Linked DNA regions of Homo sapiens: region 1 is linked to region 2. A link is a loop called in an ENCODE intact Hi-C map of the cell type or tissue named here. Cell type or tissue: heart right ventricle. All regions are shown on one strand.

Evidence for each region. Hi-C counts contacts between places; a loop is a spot of excess contacts. Peaks named below come from ENCODE experiments on the same cell type or tissue, not always from the same donor. Only the 100,000 strongest peaks of a DNase experiment are listed, where the experiment ranks them.
Region 1: a loop joins it to region 2, with 6 times the contacts of the local background. A loop is called at or near these places in 83 of 110 quality-filtered maps.

What each region holds. Positions count from the first base shown.
Region 1 is chr1:230,915,912-230,918,411 of GRCh38, reverse strand. It overlaps TTC13 (tetratricopeptide repeat domain 13), which reads left to right. Exons shown (of 23, transcript NM_024525.5): 18 at 2,110-2,219. Among named protein-coding and RNA genes, the nearest start is that of C1orf198, 49 kb to the right of the region's middle. In heart right ventricle, CTCF peaks have their summits at 443, 812 and 1,011 (motif pointing left); DNase peaks (open chromatin) are centred at 461 and 1,001.
Region 2 is chr1:230,801,778-230,804,277 of GRCh38, reverse strand. CAPN9 (calpain 9) reads right to left here. Exons shown (of 20, transcript NM_006615.3): 20 at 2,289-2,500. All of the region lies in intron 1 of LOC124904546 (a long non-coding RNA gene), which reads left to right. Among named protein-coding and RNA genes, the nearest start is that of CAPN9-AS1, 7.8 kb to the right of the region's middle. In heart right ventricle, no CTCF peak of the experiment used is centred here; no DNase peak of the experiment used is centred here.

The DNA of each region.
Region 1 (2,500 bases), 110 kb before region 2:
CCGGAAAGCAGTAGCCAGTGCTTCACACCTGCATGTAAAATCATGGTGAATGTGACAGTTATAAGTGTAGCCCCATATCTGTGTGTTATTTGGTGAGCTACATTGTCATTGGCGATGTGGTTTTCTGAAATGGTAAACCAAGCTTAGTAAAGCTCCAAGCTATATATAGTAGACTCCTTACTCAATGTGTATGCTATTTGCATTCCTGGCAAATTCAGTATGTATGAAAACTATATAATAAATAGTTAGCGTTTAAGTGCAAAACAGAGTCTGGTTCCAGGCCCACATATTGATTAAATGATAAACATGTTCTTCATCTACATGAAAATCCAGTGGGACATTAGAAAATCATACATTATGTGTGACAATCCCCTGTACTGTGGGACATATAGTAATCTTGGCTCCCAACTGTCCAATCCCTGTAATAATCAGTCTCCCATAAATTTCCCCAGCGCCCCCCAGGGGGCAGAATGGCTTCACCACAGGCCCTGAGATGTACCATATAGAAAGGAAACTGGTGTGTGAGGGCTCTTCAGCTGCCTTCCTGTGGGTATTCTAGTTAGGCATTTAGATGTCCTGTGGTATTAGGCAGAATACAACGTCAGTTTAGGGAGATTTTAATATTTTATATGTCTTTGTCTAAGAAGAAAAACAGAGTGGGCTACAAGACTGTAGTCACTTAGCATGCAGCCTGAGACGCGGCATCGCCAGCCTCAGTGTGCCTCTCGGTGTGAAATCACCAACTGTTGTCTGAAAGATGTAAGATGTTTGTTCTCTGCGGTGGGATGACATTCCATTTCAGCATTATACATCTAGCCTTTACCCAGGATTACGGATATATTGGTACTTTGCAAGGCACACACAGCAGAATATACAACAAGATATTTGAGTGTTTAAAGTGCTTAGTGGAATGTACCAGGTCAACTTCCACTGAAAGGCACAATGGTACTGTTGATGAAAAACCAAGTTAACGTGTATGTCAGCGCCCCCTAGAGGCGGTTTATTAGCAAGTAACGCGGACTGGAATTCACCAAGACCTTGGGCCCACATTCCCACTCTGCGGCTTCCCTGCTGGCTGGGACTCAGCCAGACTTTGCCTCACCTAGTTCGTTTCTCATCTGTAAGATTGAGACCATACCTAGTGCTATCAGTATGTTGTGAGGATTAGATGAGAATTGGCACATAGTGTGTTAACGCATTTCTTCTCCTGAAAGTCGTTTTTTTTGGCGTGAAAGATGCTTGCCTGCTCAGTGCCTGCTGTGGGCCTTATGACCTGTGCCACTCATCCTCTGGCTTCTGGGCTGCTGGTGACACCTGGTGCATCTTTCTGTTTCTAGACAAGCTCTCCCCTCATGAAGCAGCAGCCTCTTGTACTTTACTGTTGCTTCTCTTAACTTCCAGTCCATCAATTAAAAAAAAAAATTGGCAATATTAAGTTAACTAAATTTGGGGGTCATTTTCTGAAACCTATTTATTGCCATTGCAGGTTTGTCCCAAATGTTTTAAACAGAAAGCTAACGTCTGAAACTGTGTTCATACATTTATCACTCCGAAAGCCATTCTTAACTCCGAGTAATTCTTTTAACTTAACCGACTTATCTGTGGCTCACAGAGTTGGGTGGGTGTGGGTGTGGGTGTGAATGAAGTTCTCCAGTTAGTGGATATAATCCTGGGTACTCTTCAGAAAAATCAGTCTCTGCTTTGAGCACTAGTATGAGCATAAGTTGCATTTTTGAGTTACGGGATGTTAGGTACAACTATTCTGCCATGATTCAAGGTTGCTGCCTACTAAGATGGACATGAGAAAACATTCAAAGGGAGCTCTTAGAAGTGAGCAGTGCCCCTTGTTGACGAAGAGAACCTGTGAGCTTTTGGTGCTGAGGTTCTCTGCTGGCCTCTGGTAGGAGCTGTGGGGAGCGTAACCTGGGCTCTGTTGGGGCCTGAAGACAGGCAGAGATGTCCTTGGCCACCAGGCCACCATCTCTTGTATCAGATGACCTCCTTGGCCCTTTTTAAAAACATGTAAGGTAGAGCCAGCACTACAGAGTTGCAGTTGGGGTTTACAGTGAATGAAACACTAGTAACGTGAATTTTCTTTTTCCCTGAAAGCAGTTTAATACTAAAACGAAGGATGGGTTCACCGTGAACACAAAAGTTCCCAGCCTTAAAGACCAAGGGAAGGAATATGATGGATTCACAATCACGATTACAGGAGACAAGTATGTGCGCTTCTTAATGTGGGTGTAAACTAGAGACGAGGCAGGAAGGGTGCCTGTGCTTATTGTCACTATAGAGTTTTGTGGTGTTGAACTTTTGCTCCATCCTGAAATGAAAAGTATCAAGGTCCAGTGAGCAGTTATAACCAGTTATTTAAAAAAATGTGACATCTAAAGTATTACACCAGCAGATACATTTTCTGACTGTCTAAATCTAAGGACTTTCTAGATACTATGTATGATGTAGTTTGTGGGAGACATTCTTCTGGGTTCTTGAAGTTCCT
Region 2 (2,500 bases):
CCTAGTAGCTGTGATTACAGGCATGCACCACCACACCCAGTTATTTTGTTTTCTCTCTCTCTTTTTTTTTTTGTATTTTTTATTTTTTTGAGATGGAGTCTTGCTCTGTCCCTCAGGCTGGAGAGCAGTGGCACGATCTTGGCTCACTGCAACCTCCACCTCCTGGGTTCAAGCGATTCTTCTGCCTCAGCCTCCTGAGTAGCTGGGACTACAGGCACGCACCACTACACCCAGCTGATTTTTGTATTTTTAGCAGAGATGGGGTTTCACCACATTGACCAGGCTGGTCACGAACTCCTGACCTCGTGATCTGCTCGCCTTGACCTCTGAAAGTGCTGGGATTACAGGCGTGAGCCACCATGCCCAGCCACTGTTTAATTTAAAGGTAGTAGGGCACGAATATTTTGGTGCCAAGACCTAAAGCATATATTATGCAGGTGGTGATAGACATAATGTGAATGGCCATAAATCGCAATTTTCCTAGGACAGCTCCAGTTTACATCTATTGTCCTGGTGTAATAACTAATATTATTCCTTTCACACTCAAAAGCTGTTGGTTTGAATTATAAGCTACAAAATCACTTTAATTATAGTTAATCAAACTCATGCATGTGAAACATCTTCCTTTGTTTCTGGGTGTCAGTATCAGACCATGTAATTCAGAAACAAATAGAAGCTAAATTCATACACTTTTTTTTGTTCTCAACTCATGATCATATAATAGTCTGTAGAGCTCTATTGAACTCTCCTTCAAGACTGGTTCTATAATTCTTGGATTCTTGCAATGAAGAACAGAGGTAAACCGAAAGCATGTGATAGTATGTAACTCTTTTAGACATTTAAGAAAACACTGGTTCACAACAGTGGGCCTTAGTTGCACTGAGGGCCTGTTATGTGTCAAGTACTGTGCCTGGCACCTTCTACTTACAATTTCATTTATTCATCATAAGATCTCAGTGAGGCAGAAATTACCATCCTTGTGAGTGGAGGAAACTAAGTCTCAGAGAGTTTAATAACTTTCCCAGGGACATATGGATGGAAAGAAAACAGGACGCCCAGTTCATAAACTTCATTTCCTGGGTACCTTTCAAGCAGAGGAAAAATCAGTGAGAGACAGTTATGTGCTCCTGGACATAAAGGCCTAAAGGCACCCTGTGGGAGTGACACTAGACAAAGAAGCTCATATGGTGAGTCCCCTTCCAAGTTTTACCTGTGAGCAGGGCTAGTGTTCACGACATCTAACAAACAATATGGCAGCAGTGTGCATCGATGAGAGTGGGCACAGGCCGAGCACAGGAGATGGCATGTCTGGGGTTGTACTGGCGTGCCCCAGCACAGAGCCTTGGTCCTAAGCCTGCTCCTGAGAGAGGGCTCTTGTCCTGCATCCACTGCTGCGTGAACCCAGGGAAGGGCTGGAAGGTAAAGGAGAAGATCATGGTACCTTGGCCACGATCAGGGACAGGGTTCTGATGAAGCTCCACTTCTTTTTTTTTTGAGACTGAGTCTCGCTCTTGTCGCCAGGCTGCAACCTCTGCCTCCTGGGTTCAAGTGATTCTCCTGCCTCGGCATCCTGAGTAGCTGGGATTACAGGCACCCGCCACCACGCCCAGCTAATTTTTGTATTTTTAGTAGAGATTGGGTTTTGCCATGTTGGCCAGGCTGGTCTTGAACTCCTGACCTCAGGTGATCCTCCCACCTTGGCCTCACAAAGTGCTGGGATTACAGGTGTAAGCCACCATGCTCAGCCTCCACTTCTAACTTGATCTTCATCCCAGCCATTCTCCCTCTTTCCCTCTCGGTATCTCCCGCTCCCATCCTCCACCTCATCTGCCACAAGTGTACCAGTAAGAATGTGGGGCTTGGCATGTATTGAGCCAGTATCTTCTCATGTTACCTCCCATTATTCTAGTTCAGTGGATACTCCTGTTCAGCACTAGTGAGCTATAATGAGGATTCTCGGGTCTGTTTTCCCCCATCATGTTGGGGATGAGTAAGATCAAACCTCACCAGAATCTGGACTCCTTGAGAAGAAATAATATCATTCAGCTTTTCTGACCCAAAGTCTTCAGACACAAAGAATGTCTGGACTGGATAGTGACTGTTTTAGTTACCACCTCTCGTAGGAGGAGGTAGAGATTGTCACCTTGATCCACTCTTATCGGAGATCCACTCTTGTCCAATTATCGGAACTACCTGATGTCTTCCCTGATAAGGAAGCACACTTATGATGCAGAAATGCTAAATTATGACCTCACTCCTTTTCCTCCTCATCTTATTCCACATACACATTTATAAAAACATGTTTTATAAAGGATGTCTGATCACAATGACTGGAGCTACATGGAAGTCAGGATTCTGTGCGTTAGAACTCTGAGTAATTCTTAATGGAAGGAAATAAGGAAAGTAGAGTGTGGGAAAGCTAGTGATGCCTGAACCTGGATGTAAGGCACAGGTGGCGCCATCAGCCCCCTTAAGGCAGTGACTTTACAAAGGAGTAGCA